4 separate regions of the Mus musculus genome follow, and regions 1, 2 and 4 are each linked to region 3. Evidence: chromatin loops called from intact Hi-C (ENCODE). Cell type or tissue: heart. All regions are shown on one strand. Links, peaks and the distances in the headings refer to the core of each region. The heading gives the core; the rest is flanking DNA. Region 1 holds the start of Gm36086 (a long non-coding RNA gene). Region 2 holds the start of Nom1 (nucleolar protein with MIF4G domain 1). Region 3 holds the start of Ube3c (ubiquitin protein ligase E3C). Region 4 holds the start of Dnajb6 (DnaJ heat shock protein family (Hsp40) member B6).

Region 1 (7,825 bases), core at 1,855-6,854, 180 kb before region 3:
AAGTTTCCACTTCAGTGATATATCTTGACTACAGTTTCCTTCCCTCCATTCCCCCTGTTCCTCTCCATATTTATTCTCTAGATCCACTCCCTTTTCTGCCTCATTAGAAAACAAACAGGCTTCTAAGGAATAATGATAAAATATAATATAATAAGATAAAACAAACTCTAACACAAGAGTTGGACAAGTCAAGAAAAATCACAAGAAACAGAGACCCACTTGTTCTAATACTCAAGAATCCCATAAAAACACTACACTGGAAGCCATAGTATATATGCAAAGAACCCAAAGGGTAAAAAGAGAGGAGGAAAAAATATATAATATACTAGAAATTTAAAAATACGGTAATTTTTTAAATTCTGCCACATTATGAGACACAGAAACTCCAAAGATACATTGATTTACTTTTCTGTGGTCACTTTCTTGGCATGCAGCCTCCTCTCAAGAGGAGTTTGTTTCTCCAGTGAGACTCCCTTGGAGGAAACTAAATTTTCATTTGTAAGTGGCTATCAATTGGAGTTAGTTTCTGGGTTAGGGATGGGAGCATGCATCCACTTCTTTCTGCTCTAGGACCCCAGCTGTGCAGGCCCTGTGCACGCTGCCTCAGTCTCTGTGAGTCAATATGTGTATTGATCTTGTTAATTTAGAGGGTCTTATTTTCCTACTGTCCTCCATCCCCTCTGGCTCTTACACTCTTTCCACCTCCTCTTTCACGGGGCTCTCTGAACCCTGAGGGAAGGGTCTGATGGAGACCTTCTCTTTAGGGCCAAGTGTTCCAAGGTCTCTCACTCTGCATAATGTCTGCATAATGGGTCTTTGTATTTGCTGCCATCTGATGCAAGAGGAAGTAGCTCTGATGATGACACAATATAGGATCTGACACACAAGAGTAGCTCTGGGAGTCTTTGTTGGATAAAGAATTAAATAAGCATATTCTGAGGCTATCGTGCATAACATAGTGAGATCTCCAGTTGCATGCTGTGGCATACACACACACACACACACAAATAAATAAAATGTAGATGAAATAAAATCTTGCATTCAAGCCAGGCAGTGGTAGCGCACGCCTTTAATCCCAGCACTCGGGAGCCAGAGGCAGACGGATTTCTGAGTTTGAGGCCAGACTGGTCTCCAGGGTGAGTTCCAGGACAGCCAGGGCTATACGGAGAAACCTTGTCTTGAAAAATCAAAAAAAGAAAAAAGAAAAAAGAAAAAAATCTTGCGTTCATCACCATGCAAAATACACAGCAAAACTACCAGGCTCCTCCCATTTTCTCCCCTCTGTGTTGGTTTGTATATATTTGGCCCAGGGAGTGGCACTATTAAAAGGTGTGGCTTTGTTGAAGTAGGTGTGTCACTGTGGGAATGGGCTTAAATGCCCTCAACCTTGCTGCCCTGAAGTAAGTCTTCTAGTAGCAGCCTTCAGATGAACCAAGCAAAGTAGACTGACTTTTGTAACATTGTATGCATGTATAGGTATGTGTCAGTATCATAAGGTTCATAGTTTTCTAAGAAAAAAAAAAGGATGCTGAAAATGTTGCATGGCGGCACATGTCTGTAACCTGTAACTCTGGAGGGTAACAAGAATAGCATTGAAAATTCTAAGCTTGAGTGGGTTATATATCAAGACTGGCTCTAAGCCAAGATGCTTAGACAGAAAGAAAGAAGCTTTAATTTCGGGTGGGGATTTGTGACTGATGTTGATAAGAAATGATCAGAGGAAATGCATGGACCCAGAACTTGAGCTGGCTCAGAGAATCATGGAGGGGTCTTCCACATCTACCTTTGACATCTGTCTCTGATTTTTTTGTTTACTGTTTTTGGTAGTTTTTTTCAAGACAGGGTTTCTCTGTGAGCCTTGGCGGTCTTGGAACTCACTCTGTAGACCAGGCTGGCCTCGAACTCAGAAATCCACCTACCTCTGCCTCCCAAGAGCTGGGATTAAAGGCGTGCGCCACCACCGCCTGACTCTGATTTTTAAAAAAGTTTTTATGTTAAGTGTAAATTTCAATGACTGATTCTCATTGAAGTATAATGAAGGATAAAACCCACAGATGGTAGTATATGTGTAACCCTTGTGAATCAAAGGCTGTGCCTGGAGGGTGACCTCTGATAGCAAGTTCAAGACCAGCCACACATGGTGAGAATCTGTCTCAAAAAAAGGAAAAGAGTGGTGTTTGATCAAGAGTCTGCTAGCAGAAGAGACAAAGAGGCATGACCAGGATACACGCTATCTGTTTGGTGCCATCAACCATGTGTGTGATTGGTTTGGTTTAATGTCTGCAGTTACGGCAGGAACAGATCCGGCAGTGCCCCATCACAAGGTCTCTAGGAGAGCAAAACCTCACTGGGCCTAAGGTGAGAGACTTGTTCAGACATCATATGATCTGCTCTCAGCTCTGGACAGCACATTTGACATCCAAATGCCTGATCCGGTGAGATTCAGCCCAAGCATGGAGAGGGCTTACTGGGTTCCTGGGGCTCACAGTGGATGATGGCAGGAAGTCGCATAAGAGGATGAGGAAAAACTTGGGCAACTTGGTGCATGATCTAGGAGAAAAACAGAATGCTCCAATGCCAGAGATGGTGAGTCAGGCAAAGGACAAGATGTTTTTCCCTGTGGTCCTTCAGACCCAGGTTGGGTTAATTAAAAGCACTGATTAACCTACCTCTGTCTAGAACACAGAGCATAGACGGAGTTCAGGCATGCCCATCTACAAAGTTCTCACATATGCCTTGGGAATGAGTACTTCAAAGCCAAATGCTGAAAGTCTCAGGCTGGAAAACACTCCAACTGGTCAGTTGGCCTGTAAATGCTCCAGGAAACTGTCCTTCACAGTAGCTTTTGAAGTATACTTCCTGAGAAGAAAGATGGAAGCAGCAAGGAAGGCATGTCAGAGCACTGTGCCTTTCTCCCCCTCTTCCTTGGATCTGCTTCCTGTTGTTCTTTGAGCAACATCTGTGGGTAAAGTTCTTCTGGAATTCCCTGAGCATACATAAGCATTTTGTAGCTTGTCATAGTGACTGCAAACTTGCTTAATGATACACTTTGGCTATTTTCCCATCTATAGCGTCCAGATGATCTCCTCCTCCTCCTCCTCCTCCTCCTCTTCCTCCTCCTCCTCCCTCTCCTCCTCCTCCTCCTCTTCCTCCCCCTCCTCCTCCTCTTCTTCCCCCTCCTCCTCTTCCTCCTCCTTCATGTTTGATCAGTAGTCCACTCCACTGGCTAGCTGGTGTGGCTGTATTTACTTAACCAGACTCAGGTTACTCTCAGTTCTTGTCGGTTTTGATTCCACTAAACAATGCCTGAGCGTTCATTCTACTCTTGACTCACTTGTACAAACCTTGGAGGGACTCTTGGGATGAGGCTGGGCATCCTGTGGCTTCTGGAAAATGCTTCCCAAGGAAGCGGCTCCCGGGCTCCTCCCCAGTGGAGTAATCAAAGGGTCAGACCAGGCAGGGCAGGAAGTAGAACATGAGATTTTTTTTTTTCAGTTTCACTGGCCCCTGGCCAAGTGGAGCAAAGAAGTATCTATAGGAAGCTCAGAGAATTTCCCCAGAACTTCACATGTATTGTTCCCCTGAGGCAGCCAGCCCAGAGCCTAGCCAGGAGCATCCATTAAGCATGAAGTCAGAGTCGTAGGAGGGCCAGAATCAGCTGGAGTTGGCCCTTAACCTAAGCGAGCAGAGGAGCTTCATGCCCCAGGACACAGGATGAACCCAGGTGTCTGAGGCCGGAGCTCCAACCCAGGAGGGAGTGGGCAGGGGGTTAAATTGCTGAAACTTTCCTTGTTCCAGACTCGGGGTTTCCTGATTGTACTCAATTGCATTCTTTCCAGGCCAACTTGATGTTGTTTGTCTCTCTCTCTCTCTCTCTTAGCCCTGTTTCCAAGTCCTGATGACACATGATTGGAATTGAGCTGGAAAAATGGCATAGTTGCAACATCTAAGCCTTCTTGGCCAAAGAGGGGGGATGTCTTTAAATGAGGCAATATCTTTTAGTCAGCTCTTGGCTCTGAGGTTACAAGACAAACCATCAGACAAAAACATGTGAAGAAAATATCTGAGAACAGGCTCCTCTCCACTCTGAGTACCGCAGGGTCAGGACACAAAGCACAGCAACCTCACTCCTCCCACAGGCCTGGTTCACTCTTGAGAACCAGTTCCCAGCTGCTGGCTGTAACCTCGGCACTAAGCAGGCATCTTTGCAGAGCCTGGGCAAGGGGGCTGGAAAGTCTCACTGAGCTGGCATACGAACCTTGATGGAAAGATCTGTGTCTGCTTTGTGTTCACATGCTATGGCGTTCCAACACACCCTGCCACTCTCAGCCCTCCAGCCCTGTACCCATCTGCAAATTGACTCTCCTAGGAGTGTGCTACAAACCCTGTGTTCAGGCAGTCCCTGAACCATGCCCATCACACACTGACTTTAAAATGAAGATGCCAGATGCTACTGAACTAGCCCTACATGCTTCACAGAAAACATCACTTCCAAATGGACTACAAATAATGTACAAATGCCGCCAGAGAGCAGACATAAGGGACTAGGTGAGAACCTAGCTGAAGTTTCTTAGATCATCCCATTCCTTAATTGATCTAGAGAGGGAGCAGCCAATTTTTTTTGTGTGCAACATTTGTGGGTGCTTAGGGGCAGTGGTAACACGCCGGCCAAGGAGCACCGCTAGGGGGCGCGAGCGCCACACGCAGTACTGGGGATCTTCGAAGACCTGTCCTTTCTTTCCTGAAAGAGTGCCAAGCTTGCAGACAAGAGGCCAACGTGAATTAAGAATATTAGAATAATTTCAGCCAAAAACTAATGTTACTTATCACACTTAACATTTAATAATTCCTAAACGGCCTTGGAGTTGGAATCAACTTGGATCGGAGAATCTTTCGTGCTTCCTTCCTTGCCCAGCTGCAAGAAGCCAGGGCAATGAACAGAGCTTTCTGCTCCTGGACTGGGGTTGTTCTGAGGTCCCCAGTGCTCTCTGTGTGGATACAGAATAATGGATCACAATGGTTCTCTGCAGAAGTAACTTTAAGAGAAAAATTTATCCTCTTATTTTACCTCCCAAACTAGATGCATAAATTGAAGTCAGTCATTTTTAACTTTATGTAGTATCTTACAGATGTCCTCAGCACATATTATTTAATTTCACAATAATCCAGCAAGTAAACAAAGACTGTAATCAATACTTGCAGATGAGGAAACTGAAAAACAATGAAGTGAAATATGGTGCCTGGAATCTGCTGCTGACAAACAGCAGAGCCTAGAAAGGGCACATCTCAGACTAAGCCAGGAACTCTCTCACCTGCCCTCATGGCTCCAGCATGGAAGTGGACGACATGCAGGCCAAACTAACACAGAACAACCCTGAACAGCAAACTGTGTGTAGGATGAACTAGAGACCCCTCTCAGTGGTTTACAGCACTTGCTGCTGTGGCAAAAGAAGTAGGGTTCAGTTCCCAGCATCCACTTGTTACAATTCTCTCTCCACAAGATCTTCCTACTTCCTCAGACACAGAGCGAATTTGGTGCATGTACATACACACGGACAAACACTTATACTCATATAATGGATTTTAAAAAGAACTAGCCTCAGCAATAAAAAAAAAAACTATGTGAGAGAAGACAGTTATATATACGTATATATACACATATATATGTATTATATATAGAAAATGATATTGATATGTATATGTATATATGGAGACAGCCCTAAATATGGCTCTGTGTGTAGATACAAGCAAACAAAGGCACAAGCACATTTATAATTATGGATATAGATACTATCTATACAGATATCTATACAGATACTGTTTTAGGTGTAGTTATGTATTGATAGATGTGTGAATACAAAGAAGGGCACAGATGCACACATCCCATTATGCTGGCCACACTAAACACTCTAATCCACAGCAGGATCACACCTGTGCACATATCCCCACCCCTGACAGCCTCCTCAGTCCATGGAAGTTCCAAGTTAGGGAACGAAGTGTATGATGTATCCCAGAAATGATGTCTGTGAAGTTAAGAATGCTGATTGCTGAACCCACTGTTTTGTTTTGTTTTTGTTTTTGTTTTTTAAGACAGAGGATCACAATGTAGCTTTGCCTAGCCTGGCACTAGATATGTAGACCAGGCTGGACTTGAACTCGAAGAGATCCACCCACCTCTGCCCCTCCCCCACAGGGTACTATAATAAAAGCCACAATGACTAGTCAAGCCAACACTTTATTTTGTTATTTTTCTTATTCTTGATTATATTATTATTATTTTATATTTTCTTTATTTACACTTCAAATTTTATTCCCTTTCCTCATTTCTCCTCCAACCCCCCCATCCCATCCCCCTCCCCTTGCTCACTACCACACCCACTCCCGCTTCCCTGTCCTGGCATTTCCCTATACTGGGGCATCAAGCCTTCACAGGACCAAGAGCCTCTCCTTCCATTGATGACTGACAAGACCATCCTCTGCTACATTTGCAGCTGAAGCCTTGAGTCCCTCCGTGTGTACTCTTTGGTTGGTGGTTTAGTCCCTGGGAGCTCTGGGGTACTGGTTGGTTCATATTGTTGTTCCTCCTATGGGGCTGCAGACCCCTTCAGTTCTTGGGGACCCTGTCAAGCCAACACTTTAATAGAGAGTTTCAAATGCTCCTTATTCTTGTCATCAAAGTCTGCTTTTTCTGACTAGAGAATGTAAGGAGTTTCTGGGTAGTCTGGGATACTAATTTATAAACAGGCTTTGCTTGCCTTTCTATACATGAGGATAAAAGTTAAAACTCAAAAAAGCAAACATGTTATTGTATGTTTTTACTATTATAAGATGAATTCTATTTTGGAGATACACTACCCTTCCAGCCAGGGTAGATTTTAAGATAATTATGTGTTTGTGTCTTCAGTAATGTATCTGCTATCAGCTTATTGCATTAAAGGTTTGCTTGTGAATTTGAGATTATGTGCTGATTTATAGCCCTTTCAAATAAAAAGGATTTTCTTCCTTACCTTTTTTTTTCAAAAGTACTTATGATTTCCTCTGTGTGAAGATCCATTTGCCATCAATAACCCCCTCTCTTCTGAGACCTTCTCAGATAAATCCAGTCTGACATTCCTATAATGGGCAAGGCAGAGGAGGGCTTCATGAATTACACCAGGCCAGTGTGTGAGAAACCCCCATCCCACAATTTATGAGTTCCCAATGTTCCCAGGGCATGCTTTGGTATTCTGAAGAGAGAAGTAGGTGTGTTTACTAAACTGACAGCCCAGACAGATGTTTATTGAGCACTGAAGATGGCTGATATCAACACTCATCTGTAATCATGATTTGGCTCTACCTACAATGCTTACTAATCACATCTGACTGTCACTCAGGCAAAGGTGCTCTGTGCTTGGTTTCTCTGTGTAAAAACTTTGTTCTGGCATCCACAGTAGCCTCAGACTAAGTATAGGCCTAAGCCAAACTTGCTACCTTACAAAGCTGGTATTTTATCATGTCATCTGACAGTGTAGCTATGATATAGGCCAGTAACAATTTTGTCTGAAAGATTCTATAGGGAGTAGAGGGTGGGATTGGGGCTAAATGATGTACATTGATTACACTGGATGAATTCAGGAGATAACTTAACTTTCTGCCCTGTAACTTTATCATTAACTATAGAGTATAGTTTTTTTTTTTTCATTTGCTTGAGACGGGGTAGCCCAGGCTGGCCAAGAACTTTATATATAGCCTTGGATTACTCATCTTCTGCCTCTTCCTCCTGGGTGCTGCAATTTCAGACATACAGTACCTCTTTATGCAATGCTGAGGACCAAATGCAGGGCCT
Region 2 (7,825 bases), core at 1,109-6,108, 140 kb before region 3:
TTAGGAATGCCTTGCCTATAATCCCTTTCCTTTCTATTATTATTATTAATTGACTTTACATCCTAATTGGGACCTCCATCCTTCCTATCTCCCCAGTCCTACCCATACAAATCCCTCTGTCCATTACCCACTTCCATTCTCCCCAGAAAAAGAAAAGCCACACCTTAGCTACCACCCCACCTTGGGACATCCAGTCACAGTAGGCTTAAGTGCATCCTCTCCCACTGAGTCCAAACCAGTTAGTCCCATTAGGGGAAGGGGACCCAATGACATAATGGAATCAAAGACAGCTCCATTGCTCCACTGTCCTCCACCAGGTCCACGAAACAAGGAACATCCATGTTAGATCTCATTCCCCTGCCTGTCCTCTGTGGCATTCTCGGTTACCCTGAGCTAGCTCCTTGCTGTCCCCCGAGCTCCACTGACTGGCTGCCACTCATCGGTCCAGGATCTTCTAGCTTTTAGAGTCTATGTTGAAAAGTCAGGTGCAGTTCTGATAGGGTCTGCCTTTGTATGTTATTTGACCTTTTCCCCTTGAAGCTTTTAATAGTCTTTCTTCATTCTGGAGATTAATTGTTTTGATTATTATGTAGTGGGAGGACTTTCTTTTCTTGTTCTATATCAAGAACATTCAGTCCAAGGTTACCCACAAGAGATCTGCTGCACCAGAAACATCCACGGATGACCCAGCTATATCACTCCTGGGCATATACCCAAAACATGTACCACCATCCTACAAGGACACCTGCCCAGCAAATACTTGAATGGCTCTTGTGTTCCAGGAGTGAGGATGGCTGCACTGTAGAAGCAGAGCAAAACTGAATCTTAGCTTTCCTCCCTGCAGACTGTGGCATGGAGATAGCCAATCACAAAGAAGCACATCAGGACTGCTAGTGGAGCACCTACCTGCCTTAAGTAGGAGCCTGGGTTGGGGCACCAACTGGAGAAGCTGGAAGACTAAGACTGGGCAAGCAGAGGATGGTGGCACCCTTCCTATCACACTGGAGCTTCAAGGATGAGAGGAATTCATTTTTTATTTCAATCCTACTTGACAATTGATTTTGTAGATTAGAGACAGAGTTTCTAAAGACATGAAACAGGGAAGTGGCCAAGAGAGGCAGGTGCTCTGGCCCTGGCCTTGTGGTCCTCCTTCCCAGTGCCTGCCTCCCTCCATTCCAGCAAAGTGATCCTCACTCCTCCCTGATAAAAACCTAACCTACATCTGTACCAACACATTGTGTGTGAAAATCCTTTCAATCCCTTAGAGTGTCAGGAAAATCTCTCTGAAAACTGTCCTACATCTGGCTTTTTTCAGAAGAATGCTCTAGCCTCCTCCATTATAATCTATAACCTCTTCCACATTAACTTTCCTTCCTTTCATCCTCCTCCTCCTCCCCCCATCATCATCCTTCTCCAAGAAGCCAATGAGGCACTACGTAGCTAGCTTGATCACAAAAGGTAAGAACAATGTTTAAAGTGACACCTCATGATGTAAAAACAGTGACAAAATTCTAAGTCATACCACAGTGGGTGAACCAGAGCATCCATTATTTTGCTCCTGATCACAGAAAAGTCCTCCATCTAACTTTCCCAAACAGAGCCAGTATCCTCTTCCTCTGTGTGGAACTTATATCTAACTCTCCCTTTGGACAAGTCCTCCACATAATGTTCTGCAGACAGGGCCCGCATGCCTTTTGTGTTAGTTAGGGTTACTATTGCTATGATGAAATACCATGACCAAAAGCAAGTTGCGGTGGAAAGAGTTTTATTTGGTGTACACTTCCATATTGTCATAGTCAACTGAAGAAAGTCAGGACAGGAACTCAAGCAGAGCTTGAGGCAGAAACTGATGCAGAGGCCATTGAAGGGAGCTGCGTACTGGCTTGTTTGTCATGGCTTGCTTAGCCTACTTTCCTATAGAACCAGCCCAGAGATGATAGCACCCACAATAGACTGGACCCTCCCCCATCAAACACTAATAAAGAATATGCCCTACAGCTGGATCTTATTGGAGTCATTTTCTCAATTGAGGTTCCCTCCTTTCAATTGACTCTATCTTGTGTCAAGTTGACACAAAACTAGCCAGGACATCCCTTCTTCAGACAGACCCTCTATCTGTCTCTCAACAGGCTGTATTTTTATTCATTGCTTTTGTGTCTCTGTGGCAGAATGCCTGAGAGAAGCAAGTTATAGAAGAACACACTTGGTGCTGGAGAGATGGCTCAGAGGTTAAGAGCACTGACTGCTCTTCTGAAGGTCCTGAGTTCAAATCCCAGCAACCACATGGTGACTCACAACCATCTGTAATGGATCTGATGCCCTCTTCTGGTGTGTCTGAAGACAGCTACAGTGTACTCATGTACATTAAATAAATAAATAAAAAGATGAGAAGGGGGAAGAGGGAAAGGAGAAAAGGAAGAGTCATAAGAATAATAATGATGAAGATGACACTTATTTTTGGATCATTCAGATGGTCTCTGTCCATCATGAAAAGAAAGACCTGGAAGAGTGGTTCAGATGATGTCAACAGGAATATGTGTTATGGAATGTTCATGTGGCAACTGCAACTGCCCAGGCAGCAGAGACAAGGGCAATTCCAGTGCCCCCTGGCTTTCTCCTTTTCCCTTTCATTTCATCTGGACCCTGCCCATGAGATAATTAATGAAAGCACATCGGGGATGGGTATTTTTCTATCTGTTAACCAGCTAGATATGCCCCATGGACAAACTAAAAAGGAGCCTCGGTGTCTCAGGTTATTGTAAATCCAGTCAGACTGACAATGAAAGTAATCACAATAGCTTGCTTTCTGTGTTGTAACCCCCGAATTAGTGATACTAGAGAGATGTCAGTGTTGTGTACAGACAGTTTGCCTCTGCATTCCCTGCCCTCCCCCAGAAGCTCCCATCCTCCCTCTATCCTGGGGCAAGCACAATATGCAGACAACTGGTTTCTGTGCTGTGTCCTCCTGCAGCAGTCGGGGCTCCTTCCCCTTCCCCTGGCGTTAGAATGGTACTACCCATAAAACTCCCCTTAATGAAGACATTCTGAGGAGACATCCTCCTTTGTGTCTCCAAAAATCAACACTCCTGCTGATAAGCAGCAGAACTCCAGATGCCTGTCTTTGAGACCTTAGAGAAATAACAAGCTCAAGGGAGACCATGGAAAAAAGGTAAACAGAGGTCAGGTCACAGACAGTTACAACTGGCCATAAAATTAGTCCCTGAACAGACACCCATTAACACTCCCCCTTCCCGATACACTACCAATCCACCAAATGATTACAGCCCTCTAATCCCCTTTTCTGTAGGGATTCCTAAACTAAACTGTATATAAACCCAGTGTTTTCTGGACTCAGGGTCGTTTGCCAGCATTCACGTAGTGAGTGTGAGGCAGGAGAGCTGAGTTCAAACTTTAAACAATAAAAGACTCTTTCGAGTTGCAGTGGACTTTGCAATTCTTGAGCTCATCTGGATTTCCCGTGGACTCAGGGCACAACATTTGTAATTGTGATAAGCACTAAGGCCAAAAAGCAACTAAGGAAGAAAGGTTTATTTAGTTTAGACTTTCACATCAAGTCCACCTTTGAGGGAAATCAGGACAAGAACTCAAAGCAGGAACCTGGAGGTAAGAACTAAAGCAGAAAGTGGAGGAACAATGTTTGCTGAATCTCTCGGGCTCTGTTCAGCCACCATTTCTATGTGATGGCTAAAGAAACTCCATTTTTATGCCAGACATCCATCTTGGTACCCACTGTGAAACTATCTCAAAGGAAAAGGAAAAGGAAAAGGAAAAGGAAAAGGAAAAGGAAAAGAAAAAGAAAAAAAAAAAAAACCAAAAACACACAGAGAAACAGAATTGACTGCCTTCTCATGGGTACACACGCACGCAAGAAAATGCAAGGATGTGTGAAAATTTATGCTACAGCCATACCTAGGTTTTCTCAGTGCTTCCCAAAACAAAGTACAAGAGCTTCAGATTTTAAAGGACTCTACTAGTGTCTGTGACCTGGTACCCTCCTACCAGCAGAGGAAACCTCCCACCGTCCTTTTTAGTCCATTGAAGCGCGCTTCCGGAAGTCCCGCCCCTTCCGGAAGTGATGCCGCGGAACGTCCCGGAAGTTAACGGCGTCTATAGGCATGGGGCTTGTGAGTTGTGGTGTAGAGCAATGGCACATGCTCTCTTGAAACGTAGCGGCGTCCGCCGCGGTCTGGGCGGCAGGGAGGGTCCCCTGAAACGGCTGCGGCTGGCCGTGGAAGACTTCGTGCGGACTACCTCCGAGAGCGAAGCCTGCGAGAGCCGCAGCGCTGTGGCGCGCTCCCGGCCCGGCGGCCGAAAGAGCCGCAAGGAGCTTCGTAAGGAGAAGCGACACCTGAGGAAAGCGCGGCGCCTGCAGAGGACAGTAGGCTCCGGGTCAGGGGACCAAGGGGGGAATGTCGGCCTTAACGATGGCCCGGAGACTCGACGACCGCCCACTGAGGTGAGACCGACGCCCGCCAAGGCCACAGCAACCCCTGCCAAGGCCAGTGCCCCCTCCACTAACACCAAGGCCTCGGCGGCCCAGCCGAAGGCCAAGGCTAAAGGTGCTCCTGGAAAGCCTGGTCCCGCCACCGCCACCGCCCGGAAGCGGGCACTTCTAGCGGCCAACGAGGAGGAGGACCGAGAGATCCGAAAGCTGGAACGGTGCCTCGGCCTCCACAAGCGTAAGAAGAAGGGCGATGGTAGCTCGGTGCCGCTCAGCTTCGCGCGCGACGGTCTGGACTACATCCTGGGGGCCCTGGAATGTGGGAGCGGCGGCGGCCTGTACGAAAGCAGCGAGGAAGAGGAGGAAGAAAAGTTGGAGACTGGACAGACAGTCTTGGAGAGTGACCTAGAGAGCAATTCTAAAGAAAGTGAGGAGGACCCAGACTGGCAAGTGCTGCAGGAGGATCAGGAAGATGTAAACTCGAAAAGGAGAGGAGAAGCAGAAAGTGGGACTCGGGGAAATAAAGGGACTAAGAAAGTGCGTTTTGCAGAAGTTGTAGAAAAGAGCAGAAGCTCTTCGGAAGATGACATAGAACAGCAGGTATGTCACGAACAGCCTGTAGGCCCTCTGGGCTGTCATTCCAAACGGAGTGAGGGGCAGAGTACAGAACAGTATTTGCACTAACACAGTAGCAGCCACAGCCTGCTGAGGGACAGGCTGACCCAGGCCATTCTAGGCAATCATAGAGCTTCACTTCGTTAAATAGCAGTACCCTGCTCCAAGTTCTCATGGGGTTAGTGTTTGGAGTAAGTAACAACAACAACAACAAAAGATACCGGATTTTCCACTGTACATTTTTGTTTACAATTTTATTCCTGTTTTCAAGGAGAGTCACTCTGTTGAAAGTGGTGAAAAGTACATCCCTCCTCGGCTGAGGAACGAGGAGGTAATAGATGTCCACAAGAAAGAAGAGCTAGACAGGCTCAAGAAACATGTTAAAGGCCTAATTAACAGGTAACCTTACAGAAATATGACACACTATCACTTAGTTGTAGAAACTATCTGAAAAGCCAATGATGGAGGCTAGGACTATACAGTGTTTTGGATCCTTGTTCTTGGTTGACATAACGGGACTTAAATTTGAACAGGTAGGATGCTCAACTGTTTGATATTGCCCTTTCCGTGTTTGAAAACAACCCACAGGGTCATTCTGAGAAGCAGAAAGGAACAGGACATGACTCTGTCCTAGGAGCGGCCTGGCCGAAGTCTGCAGGTCTAGCCTGCAGAAGTGAACTCATCTAGTGGTAAGCAGGGTCTTCAGCCCTTGAGGCACCGTCTGTTTTTAATTGTCCATTTTAAGAATAAAGCATCAGAAGGTTCATTGGAAGCCACATGGGTGGGAATTTGTCACTTACCTTCCCTTGTTGGCTCTCTAATCTTAACAAATAAATTGGAATCACTTGTCTAAAACCTTCTCCACTTGTTTTGTGTCCCTCACTCAGCCTCATTCAGGGCCTCTTCCAAGCCCCAAAGATGACCACTGTCCTGGCCTCTAGCACCTAACCCAATTTTGTCACATTTCAACTATGTATTGTTCTTTTGTGGCTTAACTTGTTATTGTAGATCACTGGGAATTACAAAGACAGAGTAGGGAGGTCCTTAGAGGGATCACTTCCAGGCTAGATTACAGTTAAAAACAGAGACAGCTAGTGGTGTGGCTAAGTTGGTAGAGTATTCATCTAACATGAACAAAGCCTGAAGCCCTCCCTTGCTTGCCAGACCACATAAACTAGAGGTGGTGGTACGTGCCTGTAATCCCAGGACTCAGAAGGAAGAGAGAGACTGAGACCGATTCTGTGCAGTTTTGTTGTTTGAAGATTTAGGTGACTGCTACTGATATCAAGATGCATGAGCTGGGCGTGGTGGCGCACACCTTTAATCCCAGCACTTGGGAGGCGGAGGCAGACGGATTTCTGAGTTCAAGGCCAGCCTGGTCTACAGAGTGAGTTCCAGGACAGCCAGGGCTATACAGAGAAACCCTGTCTTGAAAAAACAAACAAACAAACAAAAAAGATGCATGGCTGTTCTGTCACATCTCCTTTTCTCTCCTGTGTGCTTTTATTTCTTTTTCATTAAAGCCCATAATATCCTGTAACTTTACCATTACCTGTTGTTTTGACAGCAGGTTCAGGTTTAAGCACTGGTACACAATGAATTTAGAAACTGAGTGTGTTTGTGTCATCTAAGAGATGAAACAAGTCCATGGTTTTTTCTTAACTTACCACCTAGGAGTGATTACTGACTCTAGGGGATGTTAGATCAGACTACCTGTGGGCATATGTACAGACTAAGGGAGGATCCCAGGATATGCTTTAGTGACTGTGCTCTGCTAAAATCATTTTTTCAATTATTGTATAAAAGATAACTGACATTATTTCAGGATTTAGAGTGTTATCTGAGCAGTATGCACCAGGTTTCGGAGTGGTTTCTGAACCAGAAATACACATAAAATAGTATATGCATTGGTAACACTTTGCTCATATTCCACTGCAGGTTGAGTGAGCCAAACATGGCTTCTATAAGTGGGCAGCTAGAGGAGCTGTACATGGCCCACAGCAGGAAGGACATGAACGATACCCTGACCACTGCCCTCATGGATGCCTGTGTCACTGCCTCAGCCATGCCCAGCAGACTGATGATGGAGCATGTCTTCTTAGTCAGCATCCTCCACCACACGGTCGGAATAGAGGTACAACTACACCTTTTCTCCATATCCTGACTATGTCATCTGGAATAATATTCCAGTCTGGAGTCAGTGAGTTTGAGAAGTAAAAGACTTGAGAAGCTAAGGACAGAGGACAGTGGCCCAACTACCTCAAAAGCCCTGCTGTGCAAGACTACCCTGGCTACCTTAGGAATTGTGCTTCTATGATCATCTCTCCACCAAGGGCTATACTTATTTTTACATGTGAATGTCTGAGTCCATTTTCTTGCCATTACAAAGCATAATGGATGCCCTGGACAGCTTTCCTTGTGCCCCATAATCACAGTAATTGACACTGTTCTGTGGCTGCTATGGTGCTTCCCCCATCCTATACCACACTGGGACAGTTCAGCAGACTTAATCAAAGTGGTTTTAGTGCGAACAGCATTTCAGTGAATTATTTTAAAAGTCGTAGATTTAACCACCACAGCACATCAGGAATTTACTTGATTTGAAAACCTGAAATTATTGGTCCTGCTTCCCATTTAAACCTTTGCTAATAGCATGAAGAACAATGAGATGACTTGTTCAAGGGGAAGTCATTATAGTACTTTAGCTAATGGCATTCACTGAAGCTTGTGCCAGATATGCTATGCTTT
Region 3 (7,825 bases), core at 1,596-6,595:
TTGTGCGTTCATTCAGGCCACAATCATCCACCACCCTCAATCTGGAGTCAAAAGTTGCTTGTAAAACAAAACAAAAACAACAAAACACCTTTACACTATATGGAGTAACTTAGAGGAAGGCACAACCTGACCTCAGCAAAGTGATTATGGACACTGGTAAGGGTCATTTCTGGCATCTGTGATCCAGAGACCCAGAGGATCAGGTAGTGTTCAGCCTGGACCAGAGGTTAGGGGCTGATGCAGCCCCCAAGTACCCATGATCCTGAAACTCCAAGATGTGGATGACAGGAGACGGGCTTCCTGGCTTGAGAACTAATAGGATCTGCTCTCCTTCATCCCTTTGTCAGACTTGCAGTGGCTACAGGATGCCAGGCCACAGAAGTGAGCAGATCTTTAATCAGTCCTGTTCAAATGCTAATCTCTCCTGGAAATGCCTTCACAGACACAACCAAAAATAATGTTTTACTAGCAGACAACATCTAGAAATTCCTTAGCATCTGGAAACATAAAATGAACCATCCCTAGTCTATACACACCACCTGCCATGCAGTTGTAAATAATTTGTTATTATTTTAGGCTGAATTAAAATTTGTTATTTTGAGTCACACAACCACATCCACATCCACAGCATGTTGCAAGAACACTGCTTGCTACATAAACATGAGGACAAAAGTGGGAAGCATTTGTAATCTCAGGTACCTTGGAAATCCTGAATCTAGCCTCTGACTATGATTATACTTTAAATCACCATGGCTCAATACACAAATGACACTGCATTTATACAGTTATTGGTTGTTTTCTATACAATTAATATACAAAGAACTATTCACACTTTGGTTCCTGAATGCATGAAGCTGAGTCCTCAGTGCCTCAGCGGAACTCTGAAAGCATGGATAGTACTGAGCCTTATACATACAGTGTTTTCCACACATACTTGATGGGCTTGCACCTTTTCCCTCAAAAGAGGCATTTGACAACCTCACAAGCATTAAGTGAAAACTGATATGATAGCAAAGCTGACTGCTAAGTGTCTAATGGGAAGGTAACAAGTGCAAATGTGGATATTAAATGAGGGCATCATTCAGGTTATAGGAAGAACAGTAAGATTTCATCCGATTACTTAGAAAACTACTTGTGAGTTTTCTTGTATCTGGAATTTTCCATTTAATATTTTTGAACCATAACTGACTTAGGTATTTGAAATTATGTAGAAGGGGCAGATATCTGTATTTAATGTGTACTGATTATTTCTGAGTATACACCCAATGGTATCACTGCCACAAACAAGATAACAACACATTCAATGTCTCCTCCAAATAGTTCTGTGTCACCCAAACTGACTTGGGTCACCTTGTCACGTGTACTTTTGTGCAACCACTATCACAACTACTGATTTTCCTGGCACCAGAGACTATTGCGCTCTCCTCTACCTTGCCTGCAACTCTCATACCGTGGCTCTGTTCTAAATGGAATTTCATGGTACCAGTGTGACCTTTGGGCACTAGTGTTTCATCAGTGTAAAATCCTGTTCTCAAAGGCCATCTCAGGTGTTGTACAATAGTTACTCTCCTTTTGCTGTTTGGTTGTTTCCAGATTTGGGCAATTACAAAGCTGCTGCAAGTGTCATGTTCAGGTGTGGTTTCAGTCACAGCCCTCCTTACTCCTGGACAATTGCTAGTTCATATGGTAAGAATTTGTGTTTAAATCTTTATTAGAGCCAGGCATGGTGGCACATGCCTTTAACCCCAGCGCTCGGGAGGCACAGGCAGGCAGGTTTCTGAGTTCAAGGCCAGCCTGGTCTACAAAGTGAGTTCAGGACAGCCAGGGCTATACAGAGAAACCCTGTCTTGAAAAACAAAACAAAAACAAAAAACAAAAAACAAAACAAAAAAATCTTTATTAGAGAAACTGCCAAGGCATGTTGCAGGTAGTTCTGCATTCATTCTGAATTCTCAATAGAATGAGAGCTCTGTCTCCATGGCTTCCTTAGTGTGTAGTAATGTCACACCATCTGTTAAGTAGGAATCTGTATCTATAGGATTTTGATCTACCTCTTCCCCCGGCCTTTTAGTCATTACATATTTATTCAAACAATTACAAAAATATTGGGGCTCTTGTCACTGTTGCCAATACAGCACTAAACTTGAGGTTGGCAAGATGATTCAGCAGTAAATGTGCTTCCCATCAAGCCTGACGACTGAACTCACACTCTTGAATACACTTGGTAGTGGAGAACAGACTCTTATAAATTATCCTCTGACATTCAAATATGTGTACATACACACACACACACACACACACACACACACACAGAGCCAGTGAGAGAGAGAGAGAGAGAGAGACAGAGAGAGAGAGAGAGAGAGAGAGAGAGAGAGAGAGAACTGGTAAAATGATAGAACAGATGAAAAGTACCAGTTGCTTGCTACCAAGTCTTATGACCTGAGTTTGATTCCTGGTACCCATATAGTGGAAAGAGAGACAAGTTGTACTCTGACCTCCACATGCACATCATGGCATGCACCCTACCCCATAAACACTAAGTAAACTAAAATGTACATTTTTTTAATTAAAAAGAGGACTGGCTTGTATGGTGGTACAGATCTTTAATCCTAACACTAACAGGCAGTGGATAGAGGATCACTGTGAGGTCCAGGCCAGCTAGGGCTATACAGTGAGACCTTATTTCAAAAACAAAAAATTAAACTGTGCTGGAGACATGGCTCATAAGTTAAGAGCACTTGTTGCAGAAGAACTGGTTTCAGTTCCAGATCCTACATGGCAATTCCAGTTCCAAGAGATCCAATGCACTGTCTTGTACCAAGCACACACACATAATTCACAGACACGTAATATACATGCAGGTCAAATATTCATACATATAAATAAATCTTTTGAAGAAGAAACAAAAACAAAGCAAAACAAGATGTCTTCTATCATGTGCACATGGTAATGCATGTGTATGTGATATATTTATGTATCTGTATATATACTTGTGTATACACAATATACATAACATATATGTATGTACACAGAGCATATACTATATAATACTGTGCATGTACATGACATATATGCATAATATATATTTTTTTTATGCATGCCATGGCATGTATTTGTGTTAAACTCTATGTATATGCATACTGTTTTATGCATATGTATATGTGTATATATGCATGCATACATGATATATATTTATGTTGGTTTGTATGACATATGTGTATGTATATATGTTGTATATGACATCGATTCATTTACATTACTTTGTGTATATTTATGTTTGTGCTTATGTATATGTAATAGCACGTTTTTATACATGTACATACATATATTAAACATGCATAAGTGTATAGATATATGATAGGGTATATTTGTGCATTATGTATTTATGATGCATTTATACATTTGGCATGCATTTATATATATATATATGAATATGTGAATATATATATGAATATAACTTTCATTTGTTGGTGTGCATTTGTGTATTTGTATGGTGTGTGTTCACGAATACCTTTGTTCGTATAACATATATTATTCGTCTCTGTCTGTCATGGTGTAGAGTCTCTGCATTAGTAACCTGTTCCCCCACATCTAGCTGGAGGGTGAAAGCGGCCTCTTATGCAGGGCTTCCGGTCTCCAGCAGTGCGCGCGACCCGGTCGGCGTCAATGGGCGGCGGGCGGCGGAAATCGTCTGGTGGCATGACGCACGCGCGGAAGGATGTTGCACCCGCGGAGCCGCGCACGCAGGCAAGTCCAAGGGCTGCCGGGAGGAGCACCGTATTATCGATGGCGGCCCTGGCGTCGGTGCCCGCGCTCGCGGGGGCTGCCGGGAGGAGCGCCGCGCCGTCGATGACCGCGCACGTTCACGGGACCGCGCGCGCAGTGCGGGCGGTCACCATCTTGGTACCTACGGCAGCGCGGTGCAGGCGCGAGTCGGGGCGTCCCTCGCTTGACGGTGGCGCGCTGTGGATAAATAAGCAGCGGGGACAGGCCGGCCTCCAGCGTCGCCGCGCTCGCGCCCGCGTGCAGGGCGGAGAGCGCTGAGCCTCGGGGGGGGCGGCGCGGGACAGCGAGGCCGCGACCCTGCCGGGCCCCGCCCAGCCCGCCGGGCCCGCCCCCGGCCGCTCCGCTGCCTGCCGGGCCGCGCAGATGGGATAAGCGGCGAAGATGTTCAGCTTCGAAGGCGACTTCAAGACAAGGCCCAAAGTGTCTCTCGGTGGCGCGAGCAGGAAGGTGAGGCGGTGCGGCCCGAGGTGTTAACCGAACCCGGGTCTGACAGCACCCAGGCGGCGCTGCTCCGCTGTAAGGTGTGGAGCGAGCTCCAGCCGGGTGCGGCTGCGGTGCAGTCCTGACAGGTTTGTGAGGAGGCTCCAGAGGAGCGCTGTCGAGCCGCGGACTGAGCGGCTGGGTCATTCATTGCGACCTCGCGGCCGCCTGCCCAAGGGCCGCAGTTTTGACCTGGAAGCACGTGCACTGGCAGTCTGGCTGGGGGCGTTACACAGTTAGCTGTCCAGCAGGGCGAGGCAGGTGCCCCCGCCCCCATTCCGCCCTTTAAGAACTCTTTACAAGCTATAAACTTGACATACCCGCTCCTCACAAAGCTTGGAGTGAGTGCCTTGCCCTCAAGAACAGCTTAGGGAAGAGTCCCTCGTGCCTGTGAAGTGGGAGGGGGCAGGTAGGACAAGGTCTTTGTAATCTGCATCGCGCTTTAGCTTGCCCCACTCGGAGCAATACAGAGTTTTGCCTGCCTGAGGCCTGAGGCCCCGGTCGCTTTTGGACCTTTGCTTGGTGATGGTTTTGACACTGGTCGGCTTTTTGGGGCTGTCTGAAGGATGAAGGCAATCGGCCGTGATGCTCTAGGCCGAGCCCGGAATCCAGACAGGATCCCTAGAGTTGTTAAAAGGATTTTTTTTTCCCATTAGGCGAAATTTTAAAGCTTTATTTTAAAAATTTATACATATGAGTGTTTGCCTGCATGTATGTAATGTGCACCACAGGCTTGCTTAGTTCCCGCAGAGGTCAGAAGAGGGCTTCCGATCTCCTGGAACTGGAGTTAAGGACACTTGTGAGTTGACATGTGGGTAGTAGGAAGAAAACCCAGACCCTCAGTAAAAGCAATAAGTGACCTTAACTGCTTAGCCATCTCCCTAGCCCTTTAATGTAAAATTTTTTGTCTTTTTTTTTCCCCCAAATTATTGTACGTTTGAGAGCAGTGTTGCTGAGCCTTTGCTCCAGCTTCATTTTATAAAGGATTTTTATCTGGACACACATTTGTAAATGGTCACTCCTGAAAACGAATGTCCCATCCTACCCATAATTGTTCTTCACCAAGCAAACTGCTTTTCTGACCAGTTTCTACAGGTCACTTTTAACGTTGAGCTTCGTGCAAACGAGGTCAGATGAAGCTTGGTCAGCCTCTGTGCCTTGCTTCTTGAGCTAGGTGCTTTCTTTGATAGATTCTTCCATCCCACTGTGTCCCTGTTAGTTCAGGACCTGAAAAAACCATAATTAACCCATCCTGGTTTTCATGGGTGCTTTGGTGGATGTTGCTTACACTGTGTTCTGCTGGTGCACACTGCCCGTTACTTCCCGAGTTGATGTGCCCACTACCCTACAGCCAGCAGTCTGAGGGCACCACTGACTCAGATCCTGGCCAGTAAGTGATATTAAGAGTCTTTGGAATTAATGGCCATTCTAGTATACTTCATTCATGTCTTAAATTATAATTTGAAATCTTTCCCTTCTTCAGCTTAGTGGAAAATTGATCTTTTCCTTTTTCAAAGTTAATGAATATTTTTATGTTTATTATCTTTAAGAACTATATGCTGGAAAAGTCCAAGACTTGATGAGTTTATTGGGGAGTTTGTTGGGGAGATAAGATTTAAACCTTGAAAAGTTATGGTGTACTAATGACTGGTTTTTTTGTTTGTTTATTTCAATTGTTTTTGTACTTCTTTCAGGCTAATACAGAAACACAGAATTGGTTGACATGCTCTAGAAAGGTGGGAAGTAGTAGGATGGGTTTGAAGGGACAATGTAGAAAGTTTGAAGTAGGTGTGTGGTGGGTTCCAGTGCTTCAGTTCTACCATTATCTACATGTATATTGTTTGAGACAGGACCTTATACTGGAATCCGACTGGCCTCAGACTCACTGTGTAGCCCACTCTGGCCTCAGATTTATGTACAGTCCTTCTGCCTCTGCCTTCCAAGTGCAGGAATCACAGACAGGAATGCAGCAACAGGCCCAGCTCTGGGTCAGTGCTTCTGAAATCAGGATACATCCTCATGGCACAGTTTATTTGGTAGCTTTGTGTGTGTATAGAAGACTATCTTAGTAGTCAGTTTGATTGCAAGTACAAAAATCCATTGAAACGAAGTGCAGAAAAGCAAATAAACAAAAAGCCTGTGAGAGGCATGATGATATTTCATAAAATGTGCAAGTCAAAAACTGTCCAGTTTCTATGCTACCGGTACCAAGGTAGTTTAGGTCAGCTATTCTCTTTGAGTTGCATTCTTGACTTTGTCTCTGTATATAGGTCCTGTCCATTTATTTTATTCTAGCCAAGCAGTGCCCATATATGGTTTCCTAGTTGAGTGCCTTGATCTCCAAGGCAATCTTCTGGAGAGGAAATCTTGGCTGGATCATGGTTTCCACCTGTGAGCTGAGTCTCAACCTCTGAGGGGTGAGTTGAGGAAATCTTCAGTACAGATTATTCCAGGTGTGTGCTTAAGCTAGGAGAAGACAGAGGAACAGAATGCCAAGGTTCCTGTGGGGTTCAGACATGTGTGGAACCTGAGAAATCTGAGTAGACATGGAGGTATGAGGGATGTCAGTGAACCAGTTGGCTTAGTTGCTGATTCAAGTTTGGGACAAGAAGTATCCCAAGTATACCTTGGAGACCTAAGAAGACTGATGTCTGGGAAATGAGTTTATAGGAGGAAGAAGTGAGCCAGAAGTGTTGAATGCTGAATGCCTCCAGATAACACCATAATTTAGACTTGAGACTGGAAGACAGGTGACTAGTGAGTGTGCCCCTTAGGGTAACAGGAGCTGTAGTCAAGACTGCAGTTAGGCAAGGAATGGAGGGGGCTGTACAATGCCTCTCTTAAAAGACCAAAAGATTGAATGGATGTCAAGGAGAAAGAATTTGAAGTCTAAAGAAGGTTTGGGTGATAGGACAACTTGACCAAGTTTTATAGAATGGGGCAAAGAAAGATGAGGGGAGGCAAGGAGTAAAAATATAGGGAAGAACCTGGAAAAACCAGGTGTATACAGTTGAGAACTACTTTCACATTGAAAGTGAGAGTGTGTGTGGATGTAGAAAAGTTGTAGGTAGGAGGAATGACTTTAACACTACCTTTGCAGGTTTCCATAGCTATGGTAGTTGAATTATAGTCATTTCAATGTTTGCTCTTGCTTTAGCCTCCAGAGCAGGCTACAGATAGTGGAGTAGGTGGTAGAGGCCCTATGTGTTGAATTTGTTCCCATGTAACATTGTCAGCTGAAGTCCACAGTGCTCTGCATCTTAAGATTCTGACAAGTGATTACTATAATGACCTAACCCTAACCCAACATCATACAGAATAGTTCTCATTGCCTTTAAACCCCATTTCTCAGCCTAGCCACTGCTCTCCCTCTGCCTACCTTTGGTAATCCTGTCTACATAGAGTTCGCTTTCCCCAAAATGTCAGTGTTGGAATCCTAAAACACAGACTTTCAGAACAACTTCTTTCACTTTTATATGCATTTTAAAGTTCCTCCATATCTTTCCATACCTTGCTAGCTATTTTATTTCAATTTTTTAAATAATACTTACCTTATGTG
Region 4 (7,825 bases), core at 1,511-6,510, 170 kb after region 3:
ACATAGAAGGGGTATTCTACCAGGCAGTAGCTAAACAACGTTTTTTGAAACACTTGAACACTGAACTTTGAAACAGCTTGGATCACTGAATAGCTTTGATTTCTTTCTGTAAGCCTTAGAGCATGGGATTTTTCTATTCACTGGCCTGGTTGGAGCCAAAAGCCCAGTTTTCAGGAAGAGCTGGTTTGCTTGGAGCTCTGTCACAAGTGTGTTTCACTTTGGGGCATTTCCTATGAGTGACTGATTTACTCTTTTGGTGTCCTATGCAGGAGCTCAATACAAAGAACTTTATTAAATCTAGAGCAGCTGCCGGGCAGTGGTGGCGCACGCCAGCACTTGGGAGGCAGAGACAGGCAGATTTCTGAGTTTGAGGCCAGCCTGGTCTACAAAGTGAGTTCCAGGACAGCCAGGGCTACACAGAGAAACCCTGTCTCGAAAAACAAAAACAAAAACAAACAAACAAACAAAAAATCTAGAGCAGCTAAATTACAGAGGAACCACCCCTGTTCCTAAGTTATATGATAAATGCTTGGAGGGAAAATATAACATTTGCATCCTACTCTGTTTTCTTTTTCTCTCTTCCTTTTTGGGGGGGGGGGTTGGGGGGGGTGAGGTAGGAGAATTTTTTGGTTTGTTTGTTATCCAAGATAACCAGCCTGCCAAGATTCCACAAATCTATCCTACTTGTAAAACTTTGCAGCACATCTTTTAATCTCCCCAACCTGGTAAAATTTTGTTTGTACAAAAGCACCACTGCCTTTCTGGAACCTGTTGGCCTCCCATGTCTTTTTCCTTTCTTTGCACCAACTCTTTAAAAACTAGCCAGCTGCCGGGCGTGGTGGCACACGCCTTTAATCCCAGCATTCGAGAGGCAGAGGCAGGTGAATTTCTGAGTTTGAGGCCAGCCTGGTCTACAGAGTGAGTTCCAGGACAGCCAGGAGTACACAGAGAAACCCTGTCTCAAAAAAAAAAAAAAAACCAAAAAATCAAAAACCAACCAAACAACAACCCCCCCCCCCCCAAAAAAAAAAGGAAAAAAAAAAAAAACCCTAGCCAGCCACAAGACTGAGGTCAGATTGTCCCAGCCAAAGGGAAAAAGATACAAATCTGAACTTGTGTTATGCTTGCTAGCTTAGTTTGGGTCATGGCACACTATTCTGCAAAGAGAAATTAACTCTGTTTGTGTGTCTTTGTTGTCACTGAGAAAAATGTCTTCAAGAGATTGAACCCAGGAGCTGGTGCACACAAGGCTTGTCTGGAGCCCTGGCTTATACTCCCAGATCCATGAACACTTTTTTTCCAAATTGTTCAGTCAAGGGGTGTTGAATATGGTGGCTCTTACCTGTAATTTCTAATTTCTGGAGGTTAAGGCAAGAAGATTATCTCAAGGTTGTTGCCAGTGAGGTCTACACAAACAAGACAGTAAGACTTTGCCTCAAAAAAAAAAACAAAACAAAACAAAAAAAAAAAAAACAAAAATCAAAAACCAAAAAACAAAACAAAAAACCAGGAAATGGAAGTGATGCCTGAGGATTTCTTTTCAGAGACCTATATTTTTTTTTTCATTTTTTTTTCCGCTTTTTTTAAAAACAGAAGTCTCATTCTATATATTCTGTAGTCTTGGATGAACTGACCTCACAGAGATCCTCCACCTCTACCTCCCAAATTCTGGGATTAATAAGGTGTTCATTGGGGCTGGAGAGATGACTCAGTGGTTAAGAGCACCAACTGCTCTTCCAAAGGTCCTGAGTTCAAATCCCAGCAACCACATGGTGCCTCACAACCAACCGTAATGAGATCTGATGCCCTCTTCTGGTGCATCTGAAAACACCTACAGTGTACTTAGATATAATAATAAACAAACAAACAAACAAGGTGTTCATTCCCAGCCCCCAAAAGACTTTAATATAGATTTAATATCATGGGTCTTTTGAAAGCTCTGGGGAAAGATAAAACTAGGTCTACATGCAAACATGCACATGTCTGGAGTGAATCACATCCCCTGGAGCTGGAGTACTAGGCAGTTGTGGATCACCTGATATGGGTGTTGGGAATTGAACTCAGATCCTCTAGAAAGAGCAACTAATGTTTTTTACTGAGTCATCTCCTCAGACCCTGTGTTAGAATTCTTTTTTTTTTTTTTTTTTTTTTTTCTGAGACAGGGTTTCTCTGTGCAGCCCTGGCTGTCCTGGAACTCACTCTGTAGACCAGGCTGGCCTGGAACTCAGAAATCTGCCTGTCTCTGCCTCCCAAGTGCTGGGATTAAAGGCATTTGCCACCACTGCCCTGCGTGTTAGAATTCTTAAATGTCATGTGGCAAGAGGCTTCAGCCAGACTCTGAGGCGAGGGGACTCCTTTCCCTATTCTCTACCTTATAACTGGCTTTGTCTTTCGGCGCTGCTTCAATAGAAAGCTTGGGTTGCTGGGCTGTCAGCCCTGGAGTATGCAAGCACACACACCTTCCACTCGTCACTAGGCCAGACTCCTTGATTCCTGCCATTGAGGGTGGTAGTGGGTAAGATTGAGAGCAGAAAGGTGGAAGGAGAGGTGGAGGAAGGTAAAGGAAAGGGCGGGAACTTTTGTGCTTAGTTTTCATTTCAGTCTTGGACAGCCATCTTGTAGGGCTGAAAGTCAATTAGAAAAGAGATCTGGCCAAATTCTATGTTTCACAAAAGGGGAAGTGTAGTGTTTGGGAACCTTGGGGGCAGAACAGAAGCAAGGAGACAAGGAGCCATTCTGGAGGGTTCTATCTGGAGTTGAGTATATCCTACATGTGAGGGAGCATCCAAGGATCTGTGACTTCAGATCATGGGTCTCCACATCTTCTGTGCTTGTCCTTCTCAGGCGTTGAGAAGGTGGGCGTCCAACCATAACATTCTGAGATCAATATGTTCTCTTTCATTCTTACTTTCCAGTGCAGTGTTAGCTAACCTTTTGAAACTTACTGGGCAAGATGAAAAACTACTCATCCTATGGGTGTAAGTGGGGGTGGGGTGAGGATTTAAATGTCTATTTATTTATACAGGAGCTTATTGATTTATTGAGACAGGAGCTTATTGTGGGATCTGATGTCCTTCTCGGGTGTGTCCGAAGACAGTACATTCACATACAAAAAGTAAATACATCTTTAAAATAACCGTGTTTGAAATCTAGACCCTGGATTCAGCACTGCGAGTTGGTAATGATGAGGCCTCTCACGGTTCACTCTAAGTCGGGCCTGCTTGTTGGGTCGGCCGAACCTCGGGACCACAATTCTCCAAGTCCATAGGAGTGTGAGTCATACTACGCTATCAGGTCCTTATCTCCGAATCCACTGTGTCAGAGGCTGTGAGCGTCCTTCCTCCCAGCCTGCTTCCGGGCAAACGCAGGCTCCTTGGTTCGGCTACAGTCGCCTCAGGCTTTAGAGCCCTCCAGGCACAGAGCTTGCGCAAGGGGACGCTTCCCGCCCTATTCAGCCACCTTCGCCTATGTAAACCCTCCAGAATCCCACCGTCCTCAGCTCCGAGAATCTTCCGGAACGCTAGACCAGCGCTATCAAGTCCGACGCGCACGGAGGCTGCTGCGCACGTTAGCTTCAGGGCCGGGCGGAAGTCGACGTCGCCGGGCCGCGCCGCCACCGCGTGACGCACTTCCTGTTTGTTGTTGGAGAAAAGAAGAGAAAGGAAAGCGCGAGGAGACGCCGCCGCCGCCACCGCCACCAGCGCAGCTGTGCCACAGCCGCGAGGAGACCGGCCGCCTGACTTCCCTCCTCGCTGGCCGCCGTGTCCTCGGTGAGGGTCCGCGAGCCGCGGCGAAAAGCAGGGTTGACTACGGCGGGAGGGGAAGGCCTGCGAATGGGCTAACCCGCTTGGCTCCCGGAATACGGGTGCAGGAACCGGGTCGACAGTGGGGCCGGTACTGCTCACAAGGCCGAACGGGTTCCAGTCTAGGCTGTAGTCTTGTGTCTAGGTCTGGGGCTTAAGGTGTTCCTGGTCTGGGCCGGTTGTAGATTGGGTCTGTGGAGAGCGTTTGCCGTTCTTGGTCAGGCCTAGCTCGGGGCTTAGCTGCGGTCCGCTTCCCTAGTTCTCTGGTCGAAGGTGGCGGTTGGGTCCGGCACGCGCTAGGTCGGCCGCAGAGCTCCAGGAGTAGGCAAGGCTGGTGTCACCCAGTCCTGGCGTCCTCACTGCATTCTGCAAGCAAGGGGTCAGGTGGCCTGCGAAGAGCAGGACTCCCATGGAAGGCGCAATCACCGGCCCAGGCCTCCAGGCAGCGAAGGGGGCCGGGTGGGAAGGCCAAGGCGGTTTCCAGGGACTGTTGGGAAGTTTGCTAGGCGACCCGCCTGGCTCAGCTTACTTTTAAAACTAGTTTGATGTTGGCCTCGAAGGTTGCTTTGCTGTGGTTTACGTAACAAAGTTTATGTAACTGGAGTTTACACTAAGTCTTAATTTACTTCGGTTGTGTTGACAAGGAACTCTGCACTGCAAACTAAAAGGTCTTAAAAACTTTGGAGATGGAGTTTTTTTTTTTTTTTTTAAACAGGAGGGGTTTGTCAAGTTTTAAAAGCTTTGTTACCGAAGAAGTTGTATGTGAACCGTTGAAAGGGAATGGTGGGGATGGTCCCACCTTCTAAGGTGGGGAGTGCCTGCCCAGTGCAGCCACTTTGGTTTTTTTGTAACGTCTTTATTTGAACCTTAGATTTGTGGTTAGGGTTTACGCATTCTAGGCCGTAGAATCTCAGGACGCTCAGCTTGCTAGGGAAGTGATACCAACTTTAAGGCAACTGTTTTAGTAGAAATATTGGACATAAAAGCCAGAGGAGGGAACAACCTAAAGAACAAGCGCCCTGATATTTGAACTTAGTCTGTTCTTGTTTGTAAAGTAAACCCCACAGTAGACTTACTGATTCCTGGAAGGACTCCTTTGTTGTACTTTGGGATATCGCCACCACAGGCCGAATTGCCCTCCGGTGTGTGATTACGGTGTCATCAGTACACACACTTGGGTGGAGCTTTGGAATTAGGAAGAACATGAAAGAAATATGGGAAGAAATGCTGCCTTTTGTAGGTATGGTTGACTTGGAAGTTTCAGTCTTCTCTTCACTCTTGCCCAGGCAGACCATGCCTGTCTTTTTGTTTGTTTGTTTGTTTGTTTTTGAGACAGGGTTTCTCTGTAGCCCTGGCTGTCCCTGAACTCACTTTGTAGACCAGGCTGGCCTTGAACTCAAATCTACCTGCCTCTGCCTCCCAAGTGCTGGGATTAAAGGCGTGTGCCACCACGCCCGGCTTGCAAACTTTTTTGGTATTGTTTTGTGTACCCCTGGCTGTCCTGGAACTCACTTTGAATAGCAGCCTGATACCAAACACAGAACTCTGCCTCCTGCTGGGATTAAAAAAAGGTGTGCACCCTCTGCACCAGCCACATCTTTAGAATTGTAAAGAAGGCACTTTGTTATCCCTGTCCACTATTGGTGTGATAGCGTGTGCCTTTTACATTATTTAATACTCAAGGATGTGCGTGTACTTTTAGACCTTGTCTGATGCCTTTCTAAAGAACAAGCAAATAGAACAGAATTGTCCTTTCGACTTGGTTCTGCTTTGCAGGATTCTTAAAAACTGACACTTTGAAAATGATTGTATGTTAAGTCTTAAATTTACCCAGGACACCATCTGGTAGTGAAGGGCCTACAGTTAAAGGCAGGATTTTGTAGGAGGGATTAGAGTGGCAAATTAATATTATTTTCATGTATAGAGTTTAAGAGAGTAACTTTGGGAATAAAGTCACAGTGAGCTGTGTAGTGTTGTGTGGGTCCTTGATACCAGTAATTCAAGAGGGTGAGGTAGAATTTTAGGTAGAGGCCATCTTGGCCTGTAAAGTGAGACTCTACTTCAAGCAGTAAGCCTGAGGTTAACCAGAAACGAGCTGGTGAGAACAAGACGGAAATGTTACTGTTGTAATTGGGCTGGTGAGGTGGTTAAACACCTAAAGCATAGGAAGAAGGCCTGAGGACTAGAGTTGGAACCCAAATAAGGATGGCAGGAGGGCATTGACTCAAAGTTGTCGTGTGGACTCCACAGGTGTGCCCCTCCCCTAATGAGCGTGGGAGGGAGAAATGGACCATTTTCTCCTGAAGCCACAGTGTACTGTTTCTGAGTGCTCCCCAAGCATGTTTAAGTCTGCTAAAAATCCTTTTTTTGGAGGTGGTGGTGGTGGGGGAGCCTGGAGACTGACTTAGTAGATAAGCCAGCTAGTAGCTAGTTGGATTTGTTTGTTTCTTCAGAGACAGGGTCTCTGTAGCCCTGGCTGTCCTTGGTTGAACAGCCTGGCCTGGCCTCACAAATATCCTCCAGTTTCTGCCTCCCAAGAGCTGGGATTAAAGGAATGCACCACCATGTCTGGTCTAGGAATTTCGTTTTTATTAGATAGACCTATGGATAAAGTGTTCTGTCAAACTCTAATTTTGAGAGCTGGGTGTGGTCATGCACACCTTTAATCCCAGCACTCGGGAGGCAGAGGCAGGTGGATTTCTGAGTTCGAGGCCAGCCTGGTCTACAAAATGAGTTCCAAGACAGCTAGAGCTACACAGAGAAACCCCGCCTCGAAAAAACAAACAAACAAACAAAACAAAACAAAACAAAACTCCATAATTTTGGATGACCAAGGAAGAGCACATGACTATTTTCATATGTTGCTCCTACCTGAGAGTGCAAAATGCTAAAATACTTTTTATCTCCTAGGGTTACAGGTTCATCTAAAGAGGATTTTGTTCCATGTACTTCAGTTGGCTATAGGGTAGTTTTCTCTTAAAAGTACTCTCTAATCCAAGTCATAAAGACCTTTTCAGGCATTGTGAATAAATGCCATTGATTCTGGCTTCAACTGCTTAACTGTGATGTATTAAATAATAGTATTAAATGCTAGGGTCTTCAGAAAGGTTCCTTTATGAAACACGTGATTTTTGTCCCCTGTAAAATTTTGTATTTTGGGGGGAAAGGGGATGATATTGAACCTGAAAAAAGTTGCATGTGAGGTATAGGTGTGTGTATGTGAGGGTGTGTATGTGTGTGTGTATGTGTATGTGAGGGTATGTGTATGTGAGGGTGTCCTAGTGCTTTTGGAGGCCAGGGGTGGCCATTGGGTGTCCTCATTGCTTTCACACCTCCCCCCCCCCCAATAGAGGTTTCCCACTGAATCCAGGGGCTCACCAAATGGCTACATTGGCTGTTGAGATGTATCACACAGATTTGCCTCCAGCCCTCCTGCTCTGGCTAAATGTGGGTGGTGGTGATCTGGATCTGTTGTAACTGCTTGCTTTGCAGGCACTTTACTGCTACCACAGCCTGCTCTCAACCCCAGGGTTTTTCTCAGTAGTAAGTTTTGAGTCAGGGTGTCACTGAATTGTTCAGACTGGTCTCAGTACTTGTTCCTAGCAGGCTTGTGGTTGTGCACACCTTTGGGAGGCACACAGGCAGGCAGGCAAGGCGAATCTCTAGTTCAGAAGCTAATCTGGTCTACACAGAGAAACCCTGTTTCAAAACAAAACAACAAACTAAACCAAAACAAAAGTTGTCCCTAATCCTAGCTAAAATTCTCTTAACCCTCAAAGGTATGTATTTGTGTATTGTGTATCCCCTCACCCACTCAGGCAGATTTGACAGATGTTTAGTCTGTGGAGGTTGGAGAACAATTAGTAGGAGTTTTTCCATTTGGGCCCTGGGGATTGAATTGAGGCTTGGAGACAAGTGCTGAGGTCTGAGTATATTTAATATATTTTGGGAATTCATAAGATGATGATGATGAAAACAATGATACTGGACTTATAATTTATTTCCTTCCAAGTTAATTTGTT

The links. Hi-C counts contacts between places; a loop is a spot of excess contacts. Peaks named below come from ENCODE experiments on the same cell type or tissue, not always from the same donor. Only the 100,000 strongest peaks of a DNase experiment are listed, where the experiment ranks them.
Region 1: it touches region 3 in a loop (6-fold over the local background); 6 of 42 quality-filtered maps call a loop at or near these places.
Region 2: it touches region 3 in a loop (8-fold over the local background); 9 of 42 quality-filtered maps call a loop at or near these places.
Region 4: a loop joins it to region 3, with 3 times the contacts of the local background. A loop is called at or near these places in 9 of 42 quality-filtered maps.

Annotation. Positions count from the first base shown.
Region 1 is chr5:29,384,885-29,392,709 of GRCm38, forward strand. It overlaps Gm36086 (a long non-coding RNA gene), which reads right to left and starts at 3,418. Exons shown (of 3, transcript XR_389809.3): 1 at 3,345-3,418; 2 at 2,670-2,859; 3 at 1,976-2,550. In heart, for the core only: no CTCF peak of the experiment used is centred there; DNase peaks (open chromatin) are centred at 3,507, 4,227 and 4,687; H3K27ac peaks cover 650 bases.
Region 2 is chr5:29,430,582-29,438,406 of GRCm38, forward strand. Nom1 (nucleolar protein with MIF4G domain 1) reads left to right here and starts at 4,086. Exons shown (of 11, transcript NM_001033457.2): 1 at 4,086-5,062; 2 at 5,349-5,476; 3 at 7,016-7,211. The coding sequence starts at 4,097. In heart, for the core only: a CTCF peak has its summit at 3,994; DNase peaks (open chromatin) are centred at 4,090 and 4,600; H3K4me3 peaks cover 2,134 bases; H3K27ac peaks cover 1,564 bases; H3K27me3 peaks cover 129 bases.
Region 3 is chr5:29,565,348-29,573,172 of GRCm38, forward strand. It overlaps Ube3c (ubiquitin protein ligase E3C), which reads left to right and starts at 3,895. Exons shown (of 23, transcript NM_133907.3): 1 at 3,895-4,233. The coding sequence starts at 4,168. In heart, for the core only: a CTCF peak has its summit at 4,343; a DNase peak (open chromatin) is centred at 3,764; H3K4me3 peaks cover 2,205 bases; H3K27ac peaks cover 1,591 bases.
Region 4 is chr5:29,732,347-29,740,171 of GRCm38, forward strand. It overlaps Dnajb6 (DnaJ heat shock protein family (Hsp40) member B6), which reads left to right and starts at 3,552. Exons shown (of 8, transcript NM_011847.4): 1 at 3,552-3,770. Gm5129 (predicted gene 5129) reads right to left here and starts at 3,590. Exons shown (of 1, transcript NR_028426.1): 1 at 2,988-3,590. In heart, for the core only: no CTCF peak of the experiment used is centred there; DNase peaks (open chromatin) are centred at 3,525 and 4,075; H3K4me3 peaks cover 2,740 bases; H3K27ac peaks cover 2,118 bases.